Regions from separate parts of the Mus musculus genome. Here all the other regions are linked to region 1. Evidence: chromatin loops called from intact Hi-C (ENCODE). Cell type or tissue: left cerebral cortex. All regions are shown on one strand. Links, peaks and the distances in the headings refer to the core of each region. The heading gives the core; the rest is flanking DNA. Region 1 holds the start of 1700012C14Rik (RIKEN cDNA 1700012C14 gene). Region 2 holds the start of Klhdc10 (kelch domain containing 10). Region 3 holds the start of Mest (mesoderm specific transcript). Region 4 has its middle 23 kb from the start of Klf14.

Region 1 (5,665 bases), core at 238-5,237:
GCAATGTTTTGCCAAAAGCAATAAAAGCTGTCCTGGATTTATCAGGTCAATCAGGGAAGGGGCAGGCAGGCAGGAAATTGAAGGTGACTCAAACTGCAAAGTCGGGAGGGAGGGGTCGTTGACTGAAGAAACTGTTGGAACTTGCCACTGTGGCCACATGCAAGCAAGGAAGTGAGTAGCCTCAGGAAGCAGAGAGGCATGCAGAACGCCAGTCACAGCTGCCGAGGCTCCCTGTCGGAAAGAAGAGATGTGCAGTTCTTAGAGGTCTTAGAAGAGGCCTTCTAGTCGTGCCTCTTCTCCCCACCCCCAGCAGCTCCTCCCAGTGCCCAGAAGGCAGAAGGCAGAGGCAGAGAGAAGATGCTTGGGCTGTTGTCTTCCTCTGCTATGCCCGACGGGCAGGGTCCTGGGCCTCAGGCTGACTTGAATCACTCCAATCCTACTTTAGATGTTATCAACCATGCCTCCTACAGCCTGGCTGCAGTGACCCAGCCTATCTATCTGAGTGCAGCATCCCCTTCTACTGTTCGCTTCTTTCCTACATAGTGGCTACACACTGGATCCCTCTGCGGGCCTCACTGGAAGTGTGTCACATTGCTCTGCAGCTTGTAGGAGGTAGCAGGCACCACAGGCCTCTACAGATTGCAGGACAGGTGGAGGGCCCCCGCCTTCTGAACCCAGGCCCCTAGCTATCCAGCTAGCTGAAAGTGTTTATTGAACACCTACTTTGTTCCAGGCTCTAAGGACTATGGAATGAACAAGATAGAGTCAGCTCCTGTCCTCCTGATGGTGGAACAAACAGGCAGTAAACTCTATGACCATGGGGGAGATGGGAAGGGGACAGAGCCGGTAGAAGGGTCAGGGCAAAGGCCTTGGAGTCTTCCTAGTGGGACCCTAGCTTTGACTCTTCCTCACTGAGATGATATTTGAATAGAGAACCGGAGATGGAGGACAGACCCACAGAAACGCAGGAGGAAGAGCGAGCCACTGGTGCCAAGGCCCCCAACAACACACTTCATCATCCAAGGAGCGGCACCATGGCTGGACTAAAGGGAGCATCGTGGCAAGACACCAAGGTCAGGTAGCTTTGGAATCCCCACGCCATGGAAAGAGCTGAGATGTGGCCTTTCTGGGCATCTTACAAGGAAAACGCGTCCATCTGTTGCCTTGTTCTGGTCTGAAAGGTATCTCCCCCCCCCCCAGCCCCCCCCCCCCCGACAGATCAGGTGCTTCCACTGGCTCCAGGGAAAGGCTCCGGAGCTGGGATTTCCAAATCTTGGAAGCCTCACTGCCAGGAGTCACCGTGTGGCCTGAGGAAACCAAGATACCTCATACAGATTCCACATAGTCCCTGTCTCTACTGCTGCGTCCCTGGGGTCAGAAGAAGACCAACCCATAGCTTCTGTCTTTTTTCTCCTGGCCGGGCTATTCAGATGATAGCTAAAGACAAGGCAAGCTGCCTTATCTTCCCCAAGCCGGGACAGAAGGAGTTTATGAGGACGCTGATAGGAACCCTGAGAGGCTACTGGCCCTCTCAGGGTGCTCCTCAGAAAAGTCTCAGTGTGTGGTAATTATCTGGTTAGTGAGGACTTCAGCTGACCTCTGAAGAGTGACAGGACAGTCCTCCTCCTTCAGGAGATGGTGACCCACACCCATCAACCCATGCTGGGGTTACTCTGTTCTTCTCATGGTGCCACACAGGAGCTGGGCCAGTCTGGAGGAGAAAGGATGCTGGAGCCTTACTCTCAGGGGAGGAGCGCTCTCTTAGCTCACTCTCCAAGAACTGGGTGGGGAGTCTTTCAGACAGAACCTGTCTTTGGCCCTGAGTCTCATCCTGGTGACTGAGCCGGGCTTATCCCCGTGGCTTAGCAGAGCGAGCGGCCATGGAAGCTTTTCTGGACTGGGCTAGCAAGGCGTGAGGGTTTAAGCATGTGCCCGGAGAGCTCTGGCACCTGTTTGATACTTCCCAGGTTGATGGTGGCATTTCTGGTGTGAATCCAGCCCCTGGAGTATCCAGGTCCCGGGCTCCATCTGCCACCTCACTTGAGGGTGCCAGGCCCCTCACCTCTCCTACTCCAGGCCCACATCACCTTCCAGAATAACCCCCATCAGGAACGCGGCTAGGATCTTTCCTCCCTGTTGCTTTTCCAGTGAGGCCTCTTTTCCCCTTCATACAAGCACTTCCGAGAGAGCCAAATCGACCGCCCTCTAGGTTGCCATGGAAACAGAGCTTTCTTTCCTCCCTCCTGTTTACCTTGGTCAGGGGACTGCGACAAAAAGCAGCCTGTCGCAGGAGGAGAAGGGAGGGCGGGGGAGAGCGGAGGGAGAATCAGCTTGCCTTAAACCAGATCATTCCGGTTTGGAGTGGTTCTCTCCCCCGCAGCCCTAGGCCCCTCTTGCCACACTGGGCTGTGGAAGGCAGGGAGGGAGGGAGGATCCTCATCCTGCGAAGCTTTAGTGGAGAAGGTCCTACACCCGTGGTACCCCGTCCTAATTCCAAGTGGACCTGTCTCCCTCAAGGCCAGAGTTTGGCCTCCAGTGCATCCTCTGGAGGTGCTGCCCCAGGGTGACTGCTGTGCTCAGGTTGGCTCCCCACCCCAGGATAAAGAGATGGGAGCTGAAGGCCAGGCCTTGCTCTGTATATGTACTCTTGAGTGCCCTGGCCAAAGTGGCCTCACCCTATTTACCAAAAAGATCATTGTCGTAGCCTCGAACTTAAAATTTCCCAACTAACTGCCTTGGAGCGCGATTATATATCAGTGCCTTCTGAGCACCGCCTCTCCTCGCCCTAACTTTCCAAGTCTCCTGCAGTTTTTCTGGTTTCTTTCGTAGGCTTCCTCCCCTTCCAGAAGCCACCAGGAGGTGGTGGGTGCTGTCCCTGAAAAGCTTTCTAGCTCTTTGTGCTCCTCTGAGCCTTGAGCTAAAGTACTCTATTCTCAGTACCTGATTCCTCTAACCGGTTTGCTGGGTAGAAGCCCTGCCTCCGGGTGCTATCAGCCTGAATACAAGGTTGTGCCCCGGTGGCATCCCAGCCGGTTGCGTACCCACTAGATGCACAGTTAGCGTGGGCACCGGCCGCTGCTAGTCGCGGTGCCCACGACCAGGACCAGCGCTGCTCGCCAGGGGGCGGCAGAGAACCCACCCTGGGCAGCTTCTCCGCGAAGCACGAGGCCATTTTACATTCGAAAAATCCTGACCTGGCTCCGCATCTATGTGGACACTGGGAGCTTTGCCGGGACAAGTGACTGGCGGTGGCACCTGGGGGACTTGGCGCTCGCTTCCAGAGCAGCTTCCCGTCCCAGGCACAGGCTTCATCGTGCTGCACTGCGGCTCCGCGGAGCCCCGCCCACCTGGGGAAGGGTCTGGTCCTTTATCGGTGCAGTGAGAGTTCTTACCAAGGAGACCCTTCCTCTGGCATTGGGAGAGCTGGTAACTCCCTTGGCAAGAACACTTTGGTGGCCCTTGGCTTATCCTCCCGCATCCCAACACAATGTTTTTGTTTGGTTTCTGATTTTGTTTTAAGAAGCCCTGGTTGGCCTGAAACTCAGTGTATATAGACCAGGCTAGCCTCAAACTCACAGGTCCACCTGCCTCCGCCGAAATGCTGGGATGAAAAAACGAGGGTGCACCACCACGCCGGCTCCAGCACAAATTAGCTAAGCAGAAAGTGGACAGAGTGACGCCTGACTGCAGCACGTGGCAGATATGGCTCTGCTACCCTGCAGGGAGAGAAAGTGGGCCTTGCAGTCTTAGAACCTTCTGAGGCCCAGACTCTTGGTAGCTTTAGTGAGATGGTTCATAAAAGATGAACTGATCTGCCCGTCCCTTCTGAGGTGACACACACTGACACTTGATGTATTTCACAGATGCAACCGCTGTGAGGATCCTGGCTTGGTGTTGAGTGCCAAGAATAGTAAGTGGCCAGCGTGTGCCGCTGTCTGTGTCCTCTCTTCACCAACCCTAGAGCTGGGCTGAGGAGCCAAACTGGACAGGCCCTTCCCGCCTGCCTGGCTGCTGCCTGAGCCGAGCCGAGAGACCTCATTTCTGTGTGTCAGGCTGGGCTGTCCCAACCTTGGTGAATCAGAATATGGCTAATCTGCAGGGTCTCCTGGGAATAAGGTCCACCCCCGCCCACCTCTTTTCACCCAACTATGGAGAAGAAAAAGAGGTACAATAATACTCTTGCTTGATGTTATAAAGGGACAAGATAGCAAGGAACACATTTCCCGCAACACAATAAGACACTTAGAACAACAGATTGCTTTTTTCCCCAAACCTTCTCCCCCTTCATTTGTTCCTCTCTAGAGCTGGCTCTTAAAGGTTCCCAGATACCAGTCAGGCTGCGTGTGAACGAGTGGGGAACTTCACAGTTGTATCCTTTGAATCATTCCAACTACAGACTTAGTGAGAAAAGCTATTTTCACACTATCTAGAAAGACAAGTTGTTTGGTTTCTGTTTTGTAAGGAGAGGGAGATGCCAGCAGTTCAGCCCAGGCCTCCCTCGAATGTCACAGGCTAGGCAGGTTTGCTGCCACCTAGCTATATCCCCAGCCTCCACGTCAGTCTCAACACTACTGGACTAAGTAGTCTAGACACTGATGCCTTTGTTTGTTTGTTTGTTTGTTTGTTTGTTTGTTTGTTTGTTTTAGACACTATTCTTTTTATCTCTAATTAAAATGTTACCTAATGGTTGTCTTAATCTGAGACCTCCCAGCTCTAGAGAGCAGCCATGACTGGGACCATTAGCACCAATCTGAGCACTCTCCACGGCCACTAAAGCCGCACAGAGGTCTCGGAGACACTATTAGTCCACTTGAGGAAGAATAACACTGGCACCATTTTACTCGTATTTCAGTGCTCTCGAGGGAGGGAAGGGACGAGTCTGTTTGATCAGACTGTCATTCTCACATCAAGGTGACAGGGCCAGGACAAGCACTGTTCATCCCGGCCTTGGCTCAACAGTTCTCTGCTGGACAATTAGGCACAAGGAAGAAAGTGAGCAGCTACGAGACAGGGGTCCCCAAATCCTTAACCCAGTTGATACAGAACTGAGATTTGTTAAGATACCACTTTATGGGCCAGGCGTGGTGGTGCAGGCCTCTAATCCCAGCACTCGGAAGGCAGAGGCAGGCAGATTTCTGAGTTCGAGGCCAGCCTGGTCTACAAAGTGAGTTCCAGGACAGCCAGGGCTACACAGAGAAACCCTGTCTCAAAAATAACCAAAAAAAACCCCCTTTATTTTAAAATATTTAAAATAACAACAGCAAAAACAAACAAACAAACAAGCACCCCCAAAAAAAACCAGTACTGAGTTTTGGGGATTCCGGCCCCACATTTTTCCTTTTTAATAAGTATGTATTATTTTTTGAATGATTGTTGCACGTGTGCAGAAGATAACCCTCAGGTGCATCTCGTCTTCTACCTTTGCGTGGGTCTAGGTGGCCACATGCACAGCAAGACTTTTGTCTACTGAGGCACTTCGGCAGCCCTGCATGGTTTAGAAACCAGTGGCTTACACGTTAGCTCTGCCGCTGGCTTTGTTCTTCCTCCCTCCATTTACAGCCCCTCCCACTCCGTCCAAGCCTGTATCACACACGTGAGCATGCTACAAGTATGGCACTCATCTAATCTACAGAGCTGACACCAAACCCCGTGGGCTGACAGTCGG
Region 2 (5,665 bases), core at 1-5,000, 57 kb after region 1:
TCCTAGAAAATAGCAGAAAAGGGCCAGCAAGATGGCTTAGCAGGTAAATGAGCTTGCTGCCAAATCTAATGACCCAAGTTCTAGTCCTAGGACCATGCAATAGAATGAAGAAGAAACCTGACTCCCAAAAGTTGTCCTCTGACACCCACATACACACTGTGGCACATACATAGGGGATGAGTGCATATGCACACACACACAAAAAAAAAATTCTGTTTTTAAAGAAAAAAATATATTTTAGAAATAAAAAAAGATAGCAGAACAGCAAGGCAATATTCAAAATTTCAAAAACACTGTGCTGATACAATGCCTAATGTAGTAGTACGTGATACTTTTAAGGACTCAATATTATCTGTTTGTCCAGAGCCAGTGGGGCTATGCAGGACTGAAGTACAGCAATCAAGTCATTATACATGAATATCTTACATATAATGCCAATACATTAATTTAATCTTTTTAAAATTAAAAGAAAAAAATTTCAAGACAGGGTTTCTCTCTGTAGCCCTGGTTGTCCTAGAACTCACTTCATAGACTGGGCTAGCCTCAAACTCACAGAGATTCACCTGCCTCTGACTCCCAAGTGTTGGAATTAATGGTATGCACCACCACTTCTCCACCTAAAAAAAAAAATCTTAATTTTATGTGTTCAGATATTTTGCCTGCCTAGATGTCTGTACACCATCTATACGCCTGATCCCTGTGGAGGACAAAGGACAGCAGGTGCCCTGGAAGCAGAGTTGCAGATGGTTGGTTATAAGTCACTCTGTGGGTGCTGGGAATGAAAACCTGCTCTGAAAGAGCAGCTTCTTGATTTCTGAGCCCTCTCTACACTCCCTAGTCACTAATTGTTAATATATTACATTGTGGTACATGCATGCAGATATGGTTTATGTGTATATAACATATATATATATATATATATATATACACACACACATACACACACACACATAGAGTACGTCTTTCCCAACAATATTCCTACACAAATGCTATATATACCTTAGGAAAAATGAGTGATACAGGGAGAAGGGCTGTCAGAAAGGTGAAAGAAGGCTCTTATGGAAAAAAATACAACTGAGATCCAGGAAAGGTAAGTTAAATAAGAGGAGGAAGCACACGGGTTCCTCCAGGAGAGACGCCCGTGTGCAGTGACTTCCTGTGCTGAGGGAAGCAAAGCAGAGAACACAGAACAAAATGGAGGACAACCCAAGGCGAGAAGGCACTTGGTGTAGGGCCATCTAGGACACGATAAGGGTCTCAGCCTTACTGTGAGAGCAATGAAGCAGCAAGAAAGGTTAGGTACAGTGTCATGTGCCTGTATGCCACTACTCTAGAAGCTGACACAGAAGGGTGAAAGGTTCAAGGCCAGCCTGGACAAGGTTAGACCCTATGTTAAAAACAAAAAAGGTAAAAGAAAAAGGCTATAAGCAGAGATAATAAAAGATTTGTATTTTCAAAGATCAGTGATATATGAATGGGAGGCTCTAGCAGACGTAGGAAGTCTGCTTAGAAAGCTACTGCAGTGACCCTAAAGGACAGTGACAGAATTAGTTACAATGGAAACAAAATGAACAAGACTAGGTAGCTAACTATAACTGAAGTTGGTGGGGAGCTTAAGGAGACCCAGCTTTCAGATTCCCATAAGTAGATGGATAAAGGTCCTACCACCAAAGCCAGGCACAGGCCTTTAACCCCAGTGCACAGGAAGTAGAGCCTGGAAGATACCTTTGAGTTTGAAGCCACGCTGGTCTACATGCTATATAGTAAGATTTTTGTCTTTTACATTTTCTCAAAAGATACTATCCCTGAAAGACAATGAGGACACTCCAGGAACACCACCATATTATACTGCTTTGTTTCACAGGGACTGGACACAAGACAGAAATGTTAGAAAGAAGAAAAAAGGTTCTTCAAGTATGTGGAAGCCTTAGTAAAGAAGGGTGAATTGGAAAATAGGGATAGAAGTCAAAAGAGATGAAAAATTAATAACCAAACAAACAAAAACAAACACAAAATCAAAAAGAAAAAAAAAGAGGAAGAAAAGATAGGTCTCTAGCGTCAGCCATAAAACAGACCTACACATTCCTTCCTATTCCTCACTACCACTTAAAATAGTCTGAATTACTTCAAAATAGAGTAAAGAGCTATAATATGCAGTACCTAGGAGAACAAAGGATTAGTATGAAAGAATTTATTATTTATATCAACATATATTATTGAGCTATTGGGAATTTTCTAATTTTGAGAACGAGGGAAAGATGGAGACCGCCTGTGTGGGAAGAAGGAGCTGAATGCCAGCCTGGAAGAAAGGAAGCAGAACGAAGACTGACAACTCCACTTCTCCAATTTTCACAGTTTAAGCACGTTTTATCTTCACCTCTGGACAAATGGCTGTTCTTGTCCTCCTGTGCTAAGGGAATGCAGAAATAGCGCCATACTTCAGACCCTTATTTGAAATCATGGCTTACCCTGCCCTCATGTGGTAGCAGAGAGGAACTGCACCAGTATGTTGCAGGACCCTGAGAATGCCCACATGAAGTTCATGGTGTAATAATTAATCTATGACCAAAGACTTAAAAGATTGCAGGCAGAGAGCAAACTGGGAATAGTCCTTGCCAAGGGATTTATCTTCTAGGCTTAGTAATGCAGAAAACCTAGGGTTTTGTTGTTAACTGATGATAACAAAAAAAAATGTCTCCTTTTTTCTTGTTAAACATCACATATTTAGCAATTCCAGAATACCAGTCTGATACTGTTTATTCAAATCCAATTTATGGTATATTTGATTATTTACAAATGTCTCAATTTTATTTTAATGGCATGAACAAATGGGTTAATGAACATTTCTGGCACACATCAAAAACCATATCACAAATATTAGTAATTATCTCTCTGAATAAGTAAAATCCCCTTTGTTATCTTTAAATTAATCAACTGATTTTTTTTACCACCTAGAAGAACAAGTCACAATAGTAAACACAATTCAGAAACAATCAGGTTCTCAAAACATCTAAACAAATATACCACTGATACAATCAACTTAACACTAGTCACACATACACAAAAAAACATGGCGAAGGTCTAGTACATCATTCCTGACAATTCTCTTCACGGTGAAAAAAAAAAAAAAACACGACTGCCCAATAAAATGATTTAGCATTCTGTGCATGATTTAATTCTCTACCTTTTAACAGACTGAAAATTTGTAAACGTACGCTTTTTACAACTGTTTACACACATACCTACATGACTTTGTTTTGTTTTTTTTAAAACATGTGAACTCAAAGACCATGAAATTTTTAGCAGTAGGTATATTTTTCCAATTTTCAGTTTTGATACCGGGATCACATCCTTTCGTTTCTTTATATTCATGATCTTCATTTCCCCCTTTTAAAATCTAGTCACCATTACCCATTCTGTCTCTGTACATCCCCAAATATTACTGATTCAACCATTTCCCTTAATCTTTTTTATTTTCTTTCCCATATACTCCCTAGCCAACACACACACACATACATACATACACACACACACTTTCACATGCTCATTCCATTTCAAAATATCCAACTCTGACACAGTTGGTTGGCTTTTTTTTTTTCCTTTCAAACAAAATCACTTCTATATTGCTCTCCTCTCCTTAATTTGGCACTCCTTTTGAAATAATTTTCCACAGTTAAACACCAATGTCTTTCTTTCACAACATCCATCCGCGGAAGAGGAAAAGATTAAGAACCGGGCAAGCGAAACATTTGGGAATGTCAAAGAGACAGCGGCCTCTCGGTCGGGAGGAAAATACAACTCTCCTCCCCGAGCTGTCGACACAGCGAGACTTCTCTTCGGCGTGCTCCGGTTCCCCTCCTGACCTCAACGCCACCTTCCTGCTGCTCTGCTTCCCTGTCCTCCCTCGGCTGTGTGTCCGAGGGGCAGCAGAGCCCGGCGACCGCCACCTTCTCGCCGGCAGCGGCCCCACCACTCACCTGGCAGGTGCGGCCGTCCCGAGAGCTGCACGAATCGGTTGAGCTGTCCGGTGCCCCGACCCCCGCCGGCCGCGCCGGCCCCGCTAACCCCGCTGGCCCCGCCGGCCGCGCCTCCTCCCCGCCGGCGGTTCCGGTCCCAGCCCTGGGCAGCCGACATGGCCCGCTAACGATTGCCGCAGCCCGGTCCCGGCAAGCCCCTGCCCCGGCAGCGCGAGCCGAGCCTCCTTCCCGGGCTCCTCAAGAGACCCGGGAGACGGGGGCCGGGGTAGCGCCGGGCTCTCCAGCAACCAATGGCTGGCCGCCTTGGTGACAGTGGACCAATGGGCAGTCTCTTTCTTGGCAGGTGGAGGGAGGCGGGGAGAGACGTGGTAACCATAGCTATAGCTAAAAGAGATGGGGGGAGAAAAGGCGTAAGCAGACGCTCAGAGAGCGCATCGATTCCCGGAGCTCGCCCGCTTCTCCGGGATGCTGGGGGCTCAGACCAGATAGTCGAAGACCGAGCGGGGAGGCTACGCCAGAGGAGACTCCCAAGCAGGGTCGCTGCCTCAGCATGGTCGATACTCCGGAATTCTGTCCCATAAGCACTGCATTTAGAAACATCATAGGTACACAATGCATGTACTTGGTGTTGGTACATCTGTCTGCAGTTCTGCAAACTGAGCCCCGGTCTGCGGACTGTTGCCACACACAAAGGGCTCACGGGAGGTGGGGGCAGGGGGAGGAGTCAGATGAAATCTAAAAAACTCCTGGCTTTCATCATTTGTTTTGTCTCACGGTGGCACTGCCGGGACCCTTCCCCTGCAAAAGCCACGTCAAGAGCAAACAGCTTTAAACCCGATTAGCAAATACCGAAAACTGTTCGATATTAGAGTAATCATAGAAACACAAGTGAAAATTTCAATAAGAAAATCTTTCAGGCATCAGTGAAGATCTTTATTTAAACACGCGGCTTGTGTATGCCTGCCAAGAAAAAAACAATAGAAAAAGATACTCTCTTAGATGACACACGATCAAGTAAATGTTTTACTCACACACACACACACAAACAATCCACCTCAATTGTCTTACAATATACACAGTTAACGATAGAAAATGGAACGGACGATGTGATTTTAAAATGTAAATATCAGAAATTCCCATCGTTTCAAAATTAAACCGAAAATTTGGCTTTGAAGTTGGGGAGGCGCAGTGCACAGTGGGAAAATGCAGATACACATTGCTGTTTCCAAATAAGGAAAAAAAACATAAATTTCTCAAGGGAAACAAAACCTTTCAAGATCTAATCTGATGGACTGCTGACCCCCTTGATGTTTCACACATGAGAACCTCACATGTTGGATTTTTTTTTTTTTTAAGGAGTGGGGTGGAGAAGGAGAAAGTGCTGAGACCAGAAGTCTCCTTTGATCTCAGTGAGCAAATTTCATGTCGTCATGAAATTTTGGTTTTTTGTCTCCACACCCAGTTTCTGTAGGAAAAGAAGTATTTTTATCCATTATGCATTATGATACAGTTTATTGAAATGTTTGACATCTGATAAAAAGAAAACCCATGGAGCTGGGGATGAAGGTAGCTCAGTTGCTTAAAATACTTGTCTAGCACCAAAGGTACAGTCTCCTGCCACAGTATAAAACTCAGCATGGTGACACACTCTTGTAATCCCCAACCGAGGATGGTGGCAGAAAGATCAG
Region 3 (5,665 bases), core at 214-5,213, 280 kb before region 1:
GGCAGTCACTGTACTAGCTCACTACCATTCTTTCCAAGCACATATGTAACTTACTGCATGGCCTTAAGCAGAGAGCTGCTCCTGGGTTCTAACACATACATATCCTCTGACCAAGTGAATCCCCATTTGGCACTACTGTCTGCATTTGGGCTATGGAACTGTTGAGGGGAGAGACCAGGAGAATTCCAGTAAGCAGCTTTGCCCTGACCCTGAATATCTAATCTCTTACAAGTCTGGGCAGCAGATTATATTTGTGCATTCTTAGCAGACTCTTGAGGTGGTTCCCTTTTATTTAATTAAGACCCCACCCCCACACCTAGCACTCAAGACTTTTGTGGGGGGGGGGGGCAGGAGGGGGGGGGAAGCACAGATTTGTGGCCCCAGCTTGCCATGCCTGGATTTCAAAGGTCCAGATCAATTTATCCTGGAGGCGAGAAATAAGGCACGATTAGAAACCATTTCCTTTGTGACCCGCCATGGTCACCAAGGAAAGGGTTCTCTAAAGAATTGGGATAGTGCCTCCTAAACTAAAGCTACAGACATTAGGAAGTGAGCTACAAATAAAACCGCTGTCTTTGTATTTGAGTGCACCCTATACATAACACATTACCTGCAATTTGATGAAACTGACTGGGTTTTTGTGTGTGTGGGGGGGGTGTTCTCTGTAAACCTGAAATGGTGGGTAAAAACCAGCACCCCTTAGGAACCTCAGCTGCCTGCCTCAACTTTAGTCAGCGCTGAGACTTTTTTTTCCTTCCTCCAAAGTCACTGTCCAATAAAGACACAAGGCTTTGGTTCTACCTTTTGAGGCTATACTAGAAATGCCTGGCACAGTGCCAGAACACGATGGTTTTTATCTCAGTCTGTTATCCACTAACGGGTTTTAAGGCTGAACCTCTTTGAAAAGCAAAAGCATTAGGTTTGGGGGAGGGGGGGGTCTTTTTGTTGTTACTGCTCATTTCCTCAGAACCCATTTGGTCCTGTTACCTGTTCATACATTTTCATGTAGCCTCTGGGGCATCCTTGCTGGACTCACTGAATCCGCAGTGACTCAGCAGAACGCCGGGGAGGGGCGCCTACTGCAGAGTGAACAGGGGCTTCCTGCTGGCGCAGGGAAACAGAGGTGCCACACCCACGCTCTCCGGACCATACCTCAGTGCACCTCCTCCATGCAGGAAAGGGGGGACAACCCCCCCCCCCAGCCATTCTCAGCTTTAGTTACCTTGGTAAAAATACCCCAAACATTTTAAGATTTTTAGCAGTCAAGGAAACTAGCAATCGGACCAAAAGGTTTAAACAATAATTTTTAAGTCCACTCTCTAATATTTGATGGTACCATGATTTAGAGCAAAAATTCAACACACTCGCACAACAAACTTTACGTGCCTTGATTTCTTACTGCTTTAAATGATGTAAAAACATATTTATCTAATACCACCAAACCAGCCCACCTGACTCATTCTTATTGAGAACTACGCTGTGCACCCACAAACCAAAGCAAACAATTCTTTTTACATTTTAAGAGCCTGGCCGCGTGCCGGTGTCCCCCGGGGTTTCCATTTCTGGCTCCCAAACAACACTTATAGCCGTGGCCACACTGCGCGGCACGATCTAGTCGCACCTATGCGGTAACCCTGCCATTGTGAGTCCAGAACCTGGAAATTTTAAGTCGCTCTGTGACAATCTCAGCTCCTGAATTCCTAAATCACATGCCGTGGTCTAGAAATCTTAAATCACGCCACAACAATGACCAGCTCTGAAGATCCTAGAACACACCAGGCATTACCAAGGTTCTCGAATCCTAAGTTGCTTCACCACCACCTCCTAAATCGTACCACAACGAAGACCCAGACAAAAAAAGGCTAATTCTCACATGTTAATGCAAAAATCCTCAAATTCGTAAATCTCACGCGACTAAACCCTGGTTCTAAAAATCATCAGTGAGGGCGATTCCGAGAGTTTGGGCTGGGCGGCAACCTTTGGATAAGGATTTTTGCCTCCCGCATCTCCGGGGTGCGGGCCGGCCACACCCCCTCTGGCGGCACGGGCTGGCAGCACCCACCTGCGCAAGCGATCTCGGCGCACCATGGCCGCATTATCCCATGCCGCCCGCCGCAGGATTGCGGATCACAGGGCGCGCCGAGGCGCCCGCAGCGATACAGGATCGGAGGTGGCGTCTGCGCAGCCTACGGTCCGCGCAGGGCGGCCCGCGGCAGCGGCAGCAGAGGCAGCAAGCAGCAACTCGGGCGAGCCTGCAGCACTACGCCGTTTGGCGAGGTGCGGCTGCCGCAGAGGAAAGCTGCTGCGCCTGAGAAGAAGCACCGGGATGTGCTGGTGGCCGAAGCAGAGAGGAGCAAGCAGGCACCGACTTTTAAAGCCCACTGAGCCCCGCCTCTAACCCGCCCATCCTGCCGCAGCGCCCCTCCTTCTCGCTCCCGCCGCAGAGCCCCTCCCCACCGCTGCAGAGAGGGGGGGCCTTTCCCGTGGGCGCCTCCAGGGGTATTGACCCGCTACCCCCTCTTTCCTTATAGATCTCTAATCCTGAACCCCAGATTCTAGTGAAGAAAGCCTTCCCATGTGTTAATGCCGCGGGCAAGGATGACAAACGTCTGAGAGAGTCCCTCCCCAACATATCCCTTGGACCACGCACTGGTCCCTAGACCCTGGAAGACATAAAACACCCCAAAGCTGGGGTTCTTGTTGCGGCACCCACTTCTTTTCTACCTCCTACGTGTGTTTTGAGCCCTAAGAGTGAGTACGCATCTAAAAATTCGGGTCACCAATGCGCGGCAACCCCAAGCCCTTAGCCCATGATAACAAAGAAGGAAGGGCACACTAAATGGCTAGGGAATGGACAAATTCTCTGGTATCAGTGGCTAAGTGGACACATTCATGGACAGGCTGCGATCACATAGAATGGGCCAAAGTCACCACCACGGTGGCACCGGTACACTTCCTTTGCCGCAGCACAACGTGGTCCACATGCCAGAAGCTGCTGCAGCGCCCTTCTGGAGCAGCGTTGGGGACCGTTCATTGGGGGCACAAGCCTCCTTTACGTGCAACACAATCACAGTGCAAACACCCTAGAGGTGCGGACAAAACTGTAGATTTTTTTTTAATCCCAAATCCCTTAAAAGTCATCTTTCACACCTTCGCAAAGTGCGGAGCATCGTGATGCCTGTGTGAGGTTTGGAACCGTTCCCTGAAATTCTAGCAGCCTAGGCACGGGCAAGCTAGGGATGCTGCGAACGCAGGCTGGCCCAGCGGGGGCGCTGCAGGCCTCTCTTCGGAGCCTGGTTTGCTGCAGCTTTGGCTTTGCAATGTCCAAGCCCAACCGTGCAGTCGATCAAGATTGGGCCAGAGAACTGCAATGGGTCAGTCGAACCCTTGGGGGATCTAACCTGTGGGTATCTTCCCATGTTCGGGGAGTTCGTGACCACCCAGCTGACACTGAAAATGCCAGCACCTGAGAGAGGGTCATCAGAACACGTAATGCGGTCCAGGGTATACTTCTTCGGGGACCGCAGGAAACAAATGCTTGTGTGGAGCCTCCGCAGGCGATGCACAAGATTGTGAAGTGAATGAGGGATCGAAGGGTGGCACTTTTTTACATTTTCTTTTTGATTTCAGAATATTTTCTGTCATGTCGGGCCCTTCTTTCTCAGCCTAAGACCCTCAAAGTCTGAAACCATGTCTCATTAACCTTTTGTATCCCAGATCCCGCCATGGGGTGGGCAACAAAGCAGGCCCCTAACAAATACCGCATGAATAAGTTCAAGAATTTGAGGGCGCACAGGGGAGGAAGTAATTAAGGGGAGGGAGGAAGGGGTTGTCTTGAGTGATGAATAGACATTTACCAGAGACAAAGAACATTCCAGCCCGAGGGGACGGCTTTCGCCAAGCACCCGGGGCTCTGCACCGTAACCTTTGGTTTTTTTCTTTAAAAAAAAAAAAAAAAGTGTTTCCTTTGGGCGCCAGCGCCGACTGGGGGCTGGGGGCGGAGAGGTGGGGTGGAGGGCAGACCAGAAAGAGTAGTTCATCAGAAGGAATGTGGAATGTGTCCTAAATGAGAAGCTACGGATGTTTAAATCCTGTAAGACCGCAATTTAAATTCACCCCTTTACAAGTAGAGGATTACCTACCTATATTAACTAACAACCAAACCTTTTAAAGACTGAATTACTTAGCAAAATTTGCACTGGTGTTTTCTACAGAGTAAAGCCATTCTGATCTTAACAAGTTCCCGCATGGAAAGCCTCTGCATTATCTATTTTCATATTCGCTGTCAATGGAACCTTTGAGCCTTACAAACAATTCCACTTTCATTCTCACCAGGCCGAAGCACCAGCATCTAAGATGAAGGCAATTTTCTAATTAATGGATTGAGTGCCCCACAATGGATCTCATTCTGAAGGCCGGGGAACAGTCTACCCACAAGGAACAAGAGGGGGGGGGGGAGGGGAGGGCACGGTTAAGCCCTGGAGGGGAGGAAAGTCGGTGAAAGCTCTCAACCACAAAAGCAATTCCAGTCCAGGCCCAGGGAAATCCTTCTTGCTCGAGGTGACTAGGAATAACTTGGGTGGTAAAGGGCGGGATGCGGTTGAAATGGCGTGGAACGCAGAACTGGTTAGGGAGAGAAAGCGGGTAGCAGCTCGGACACAAAGGCTGAGCCGCAGGAAGGCGCGCACTGCTGGGGACCAGCTAAGGCTGGGAGAAAGGCTTTTAAAAGTCTAAAGTGTTAGGGAATCTTGTAACCAGGACTAACTTATTTCTAGAAGGAGCTTCCTCCGCAGCGAGGAGAATGTGACCTACGTTCTAAAACCCCTTGGAGCACCTGAGAAAACATGAAAGTTGATAAATGAAGTCAGATCTTGCTCACGCTTGCTGCCGGTACCCTGACTTCTAGCAGACATTTCCTATCGTTCGCGGTTGTGAGCCACAGCAGAGTTGCCTCGGCCAGCCGCGAATCGGGACGTTGCCTTCACATCCTTCTGTACCATGGTTCACATCAGAACAGCACCTCAGATGTGTGCAAAAACCAGCAGTGTAGAAACTTCTCCATTTACCGTATCACAGCAGCAAGCAGTAAGAGACCACCAGCCCGGCTTCTACCGTAGGTTCAATCGTCCTTTCTGTTTTCTAACCCATTTTGAGCACTGTAACAGGTTGGACAAACCCAAGGTAGAGCAACTTTCTAAAGCCAGAGTAACAGATTTGAATAAACCACTAAAGGGCAGAATGTGGCAAACCCGTTCGACCTAATAACACTTTGTTAAAGAGATTTAGAGCTTTACTTGATTTAAAAAAAAAAGGGGGGGGGTTTCATTGAGCCTATGGAAGATGGGTTTGGTTTTTTATTTTTAAACTACTGTGTGTCTGCAGTTACACAAATATACTTGGAATAACCTAATCCTGTGCTTTTTTGCTCCTCAGGCAGCACTGAGAGTACTCTGCTCTACAGAGTCGATATTAAGAAACATTTAGACATGCAGGAATGTATTTAGGGTAAAACTAAAACCTTCTGTAAATCATGTGACTCAACTGGCAAAGCAACTGGCATAGCTTAAGTTCCTACTATGGGCATATCACACACACACACATACACACACACACACACACACACACACACACACACACACCGAGCACGCCCCATTTTCACAGAAAC
Region 4 (5,665 bases), core at 139-5,138, 520 kb before region 1:
ACCTACTCCAACAGGGAGGCACACCTCCTAATAGTGCCTCTCCCTTTTGTCCAAGCATTCACATACATGAGTCTATAGGGGCCATAGCTATTAAAAGCACTAGAGAGTGTAAATTGATGTAGGTACTACAGAGCTGCCACACACAGCCTAGCTCTGCTGCTGCTGAACATATACCTGAAGGCTCCAACCCAACATGGCAGGGACCCTTGCACATCCATGTTTATTGCTGCTGAACTCACAATAGCTGAGAAACGGGCCAACTAGGTGTCCATCAAAAGATGAATGGGTAAAGAATGTGGGACGGTTACATTGTATTTGGTTACAAAGAACATGAAATGAGATTTGCAGGAAAATGAGTCCAATTTGGAGTCATTATGTTACACAAAGTAAGCCAGACCCAGAAAGACAAATGCTGGATGTTTCTCTCATATAGGTAAACATCCTCTCCCCCCCCTTCCCCTCCCTCTTCCCCTTTTCCCCTCCCCCTCCCTCTCTCCCCTCCCCCACTTTCTCTCTCTTTCCCCCTTCCCCCCTTTCCCCTTCCCCTCTCCCTCACTCCCCCTCCCCCTCTCTGTGTAGAAAAGGGGGGGGGGTGAACAGGAGAGGAAGAAATCTTAAGTGGGACAGAGAAATGAAATCCATATTACATGAAAGCAGAGAGTATTTGTAGAGAAACAGAAAGCGAGGAGTGAGGGGATGAGGGAAGACAGCTAGAGAGAGACAGATAACGACAAAAGAAAAATAACACCTAGGTATAAAAACTCCATAAACAAATGTGTATCTTTGTGTGTTAACTTTAAAAAATAAAAAAAAAATCAAAGTAAAAGAAATAAACTTTCAAATCATGGTGTAGATGCTTATGATAAAAATGGTAACATTGACTTTGGCAACACAGAGTTAAATGACCGACCATAGTCTTAAAAGAAGACTCAATTTACTGTTACAATGATATAAACTTTCTCCCAAAGAAATCTCTTTCTCACTAACTAAATACCAATTTTAACCATGAACTAATTGCTATTTTTAAAAGGTGTAATCATGTCATGTTCGTGTATTTAGTAACAGGAAACATCTCAAAAATCTATTGAGTGATTTAATGAAATTATGAAGCATAAGCAACATTTTGTTAAAAGTTAAATTATGCACATCCAATTGATTGTCTCTGGGTGATGGAACTGGGGAATAATTTTTAAAACCTCAATTGTATTTCCTAAAATTTCCTACAATAAACATGTAATTATATTAAATAGAAGAAAAGCCAATCAACATTTTTCTTTTTAAAAAACCGACATATTCTTTTGCCACATGTCTCCAGATCTGGCTAGAATTCTCTTGTTCTCACTACTGTGACATTGCAGATAGAAGGCCCCGCAGATATTCATCGTTGTCTAGTCCAGCCATGTGAGCTCTTCATAAGAAGCTATCGGTTGTCAGGACATCCTTCATACAAAAACACTCATACACAGCCGGCGCTCAGGCTCAGAAAGATGGAGCCGAGACTGAGGAAAAGGCCAACCAATGACTGGCCCAACCTGAGCCCCATCCCACAGGAGAGAGCCAACCCCTGACACTATGAATGATACTCAGCTATGCTTGCAGTCAAGATCCTAGCATAACTGTCTCCTGAGAGGTTTCATCCAACAGTGAATGGAAACAGATGCAGAGACCCACAGCCAAACATCAGGCAAAGTTGGGGGAGTCTTGTAGAAGAGTTCAGGGAAGGACTGAGAGACCGGAGGGGTCAAGGATACCACAAGAAGACCTACAGGGTCAACTAACCTCACTCAGCCCGTGGGATCTCACAGGGACTGAACCACCAACCAAAGAGCATGCGGGGGCTGGAGCTAAGCCCCCTACACGTTTAAAGCAGATGCAGCTTGGTCTTCATGTGGGTCCCCTAAAAGTTCAGGGTGGGGGCTGGGAATCTCTGACTCTGTTGCTGCCATTGGATCACCTTCCCCTAGCTGGTCTGCCTTGCTGGACCTCAATGGGAGAAGGACTTGATGTCCCAGGGAGGGGTGGTACCTAAAGGGGGGGGTTCTCCTTCTCCTTAGAGAAGAGGGGAGGGTAGTGGGGTGAGGGGTGTGTGAGGGTGTGTCTGGGAGGAGAGAAGGGAGGGGAACTGCGATCGGGATGTAAAATAAATGAGTAAATTAATTAATGAAAAAAAAAAAGATTTCTTGACTAAACTGAGAAAGTAAAAAAAAAAAAAAAAAAAAAAAAAGTAACTCCTTCTTCTGCCACTAGAGAGCACCATTTTGCCACTAAGACAGCGCCAGGAGCTTGACGCAAAGGAAAAAAAAAAAAAAAAAGCTTTTTCTTTTTTCCGTTTTCAACAGAAAAAGCTTCCACAAAGATTATCAAGTCGTCTCGAAGGGGAAATGAATGTAAACCCTTCCCAACAATAAAATGTCGATTCCAAGATGAGATAGCTTCTCTTTATCTTAGCTCTGGACACTATGTACTTTGTACCTGTGACATCCTTTTCCGCCAGATCCTTAAAAAGCAGTTTTACAGAGTCTCAAATTAGATCCTGTGTTTTGCTACCGCACGAAAGCAACTCTGTGTCTAAAGCGCATTTCTCGTTCATTCACCAGTCAGCTTGAATCCCTAGAAGTGTAAAAACACTTGCTACGTTGAATTAAAAGGTTAAGGTTCCCTTTCAAATCATGTGCCTCTCCCAAGAAAATCCAACACGGCAGAGTTCCAGATTTACAAAACACAAAAAATGATGTGATGGTTATAAAAACCTTCTTGTGATTTTATTGATGGTTTCAACACGAGTCGCAATGGAATGTTCTTCTGATTCACTTAAAACATGGTCCCCTGTTTTAAGAGTTAAAACGGCAGCCTGTTTCACAGGGATGCATGCGATTTGAAGACTGATCAGCCCTTGCTGATGACAGGAGACAGACAGACAAGTCCACTCACAGGAGAAGCAATTGCTTTAGAAAAAGATGTAAGCGGAACTGTCTGATACCTAAAACAGGAGTCTCGTAGATGTGGCTCTGCTATTATAAAAGCTGGGACCCATGGAGTCTAGAAACAACCAGTAAGTCTCCATCACTAGCCTGCCCCACCCCAATAGCTACCAAGTCCAAATTCCCACTCCCCAACTTACTGATCTTTCTGACTTGATCAGTGCCCAACTCCTCCAGGCTTCCTGTTCCCTATCTGAAACAATGAGACTTCTTTTTTGTTTTGTTTTGTTTTTTTGTTTGTTTGTTTATTCGAGACAGGGTTTCTCTGTGTAGGTACTGGAACTCACTCTGTAGACCAGGCTGGCCTCGAACTCAGAAATCTGCCTGCCTCTGCCTCCCAGTGCTGAGATTAAAGGCTTGCGCCACCACTCCAGGCTACAATGAGACCTCTTGCATAGGAATCTGGAGAGGGTTAAAGAAGACCTGATACAAAGAACATTAAGTGAATGCTACATTGTAAACACTCAAAATAGTCACTGTTACTCAGAATCTTACTGCACAGATGACGTAGGAAATGCCTAAGACATCATGCTGGCAGCGGGTGAGCACTAGGTGTGGGCTGTTATTATCTTGTGAGAGAAAGGCACTGCATGCTCACGGAGTGTTTGATCCCCTTGAAAGATGTGTCATCCTCACGCAAATGTGACATGAGACATCCCACTCTTGGGAAATGTGCAGGTTCCTGGACTCTGATTCCAGCACCAGGCAAGGCTCCTTCTGCTAGTAACGCAGCATTTTACAGAAATACCTGCCAAGAGGAATATAAGGGGCAGCTGATTTGGGTATATAACCTGTAGTTTAGGACACAAAATAAGCTCACGTCTCCACTAATGTTCGATTTGGAGAAACCATCCTTGACCACATCCAGTTTCTTAGCCACAAACTGTGATTTTCAAGTGTGCTTTCCCTGTGCTTTTCTTCTCTGTCTCACCTTTATTAGCTATATTAGCTGGGATAAGGAGTTTCCTGATGGTGCTCCATCCATGAGCTAATGGATTCTGATCACAGTCACCTTTATCCACGTCTCTTCCTTCTCCCCCTCACTCCTACTGAACCCCATCTTCCCACCTACTCCTCCTGCCACTTTCTCACATTTTTAAAAATTTTTTGATGGCTTATTTATGTTTACTTAATTGGACCACATGGGAGAGGTTATCCTCAGGGGCACGGCCCCTCACCAGTGGCTATACCCCTGAAGGAAATGCCTCTTCCCTGTCAATCATTTACTGTGGATAAATCCCTCCCCCTTCTACTGATTACACGGTGTAGATGGGGACTCCAATCTTGTACTGGCAATCCCAGCTGCCCTGAGTTCAAGAAGGCAACATCCCTGCCCCACTCAGAAGTCAGCAAGGCACTCCTCATCTCCCTTCCACAGGCCCCTGAATATTCTAATGGAAATAGGATTGTTGGATTCAATCAGCAAGCACTTATTGAGCACCTGCTGTGTGCCAGGTGCAGTTCAAAGCAATGCAGAGAAAGGAGGAGAGCAAGCTGGCCCTGGCCCCGTCTCTGCTGACCTTATCTGGGTCCTAATAAGGGAGATAAACAACGATTAAGATCGGGGCACTAAGGAAAAAAATACAAATTTGAGTGACAGTCCGTGGGGAGCTAGGGGTAGAGGGCTATGGTTTTGATGGAGGAGACAGGGCTGTCAGGCATGAAAGGAGGTAAGGGTGACAGCTATTGGCACAAGAGTCAGTTAACCTTGTTTGTGGCTGAGCCCTAGCAATGCGCTGGGAAAGCAAGAATCCCAAGTGTTCCTCGCCTGAGTCTTTCCTCTCAGTGTTTTCTTGTATCTCTCTTCTGCTGGACTCATGAACATCCAAAGACAGGACCACCCGGCCCACAGACATCCTCTTAATCAGGGAAGGCTACAGCCCAGAATTTCCCTGCTGCCCCTCCCTCCGATGAGACCCCTGTCCCACTTCCCAGGGCCTCCAGACATGGAGACCGAAGCTCCCCCTTTGCAACCTCTTTGCCTCCACCTCATATCTCTGAGGTTAGCCCGGTGATCACAGAACCTTTCCCTTCTCCATTTCAACAGAGTTAGCCATGTCTACTGTGACAGGCAAAACGGGCTTTGTGACCCCAGTAGATGACCCTTGAACAGTCCAGTCTGGCTGTGTTCCATGGAGCCTGGGGTCTCTCACCCCAGCCTTGGTCTCCTGATACCAAGAATTCTCTGATCTAGAGTTTGATGAGAAGAATCACTTATAGTTTGTGAGATAAATAGGTTTCTGCCACCTAGTTTTGTTGCTATTTTACCATCAATTGCAATTTCTTTTAAAAAAGGTTTCTTTAAAGTTCTTAGCTGTGGGCCATGTTTACGAATGCCTTGGGCCATAGTCTGACCGCCCCCACTCCAATCCATTCGTTGATTCTTACATTAACATTTGCCAGTGGCTCTCTCCTGATTGACAAAGAAGTCTTTATTGGCTTAGTTATTTATTTAGTTTGGGTTTTTATGACAGGTCTCACTATGTAGCCCAATCTGGCCTTGGATTTGCAATCCTCCCGACTCAGCTCCCTGACCGCTGGGACTGAGGATGGGAGCCAACATGCCTGGGCTTGCTGGTTTATTTCTGGTGGTTAATTTAGCGTTTTCAGAATACAAGGATCTGCTGCATCAAATAGAGTATTACTGTTCTTGCAGCACATAGTAGGCCTTCAAATTGTTGCAA

The links. A loop is a pair of places that touch in the nucleus more often than their neighbours do. Peaks named below come from ENCODE experiments on the same cell type or tissue, not always from the same donor. Only the 100,000 strongest peaks of a DNase experiment are listed, where the experiment ranks them.
Region 2: it touches region 1 in a loop (7-fold over the local background); 24 of 42 quality-filtered maps call a loop at or near these places.
Region 3: a loop joins it to region 1, with 9 times the contacts of the local background. A loop is called at or near these places in 2 of 42 quality-filtered maps.
Region 4: a loop joins it to region 1, with 2.6 times the contacts of the local background. A loop is called at or near these places in 2 of 42 quality-filtered maps.

What each region holds. Positions count from the first base shown.
Region 1 is chr6:30,457,527-30,463,191 of GRCm38, reverse strand. It overlaps 1700012C14Rik (RIKEN cDNA 1700012C14 gene), which reads right to left and starts at 2,207. Exons shown (of 2, transcript NR_131049.1): 1 at 2,063-2,207; 2 at 1-231. In left cerebral cortex, for the core only: CTCF peaks have their summits at 2,921, 3,120 (motif pointing right) and 4,518; DNase peaks (open chromatin) are centred at 3,085, 3,733, 3,956, 4,354 and 2 more places; H3K4me3 peaks cover 766 bases; H3K27ac peaks cover 3,233 bases.
Region 2 is chr6:30,400,463-30,406,127 of GRCm38, reverse strand. It overlaps Klhdc10 (kelch domain containing 10), which reads right to left and starts at 4,273. Exons shown (of 10, transcript NM_029742.3): 1 at 3,978-4,273. The coding sequence starts at 4,134. In left cerebral cortex, for the core only: a CTCF peak has its summit at 2,490 (motif pointing left); DNase peaks (open chromatin) are centred at 2,464 and 4,346; H3K4me3 peaks cover 3,490 bases; H3K27ac peaks cover 2,589 bases.
Region 3 is chr6:30,734,733-30,740,397 of GRCm38, reverse strand. Mest (mesoderm specific transcript) reads right to left here and starts at 2,348. Exons shown (of 12, transcript NM_008590.2): 1 at 2,063-2,348. The coding sequence starts at 2,088. In left cerebral cortex, for the core only: CTCF peaks have their summits at 2,031 and 3,273; DNase peaks (open chromatin) are centred at 2,377, 2,988, 3,291, 4,771 and 4 more places; H3K4me3 peaks cover 3,579 bases; H3K27ac peaks cover 2,359 bases.
Region 4 is chr6:30,979,447-30,985,111 of GRCm38, reverse strand. No RefSeq gene overlaps it. Among named protein-coding and RNA genes, the nearest start is that of Klf14, 23 kb to the right of the region's middle. In left cerebral cortex, for the core only: a CTCF peak has its summit at 2,254 (motif pointing right); DNase peaks (open chromatin) are centred at 1,854, 2,605 and 3,580; H3K4me3 peaks cover 645 bases; H3K27ac peaks cover 562 bases.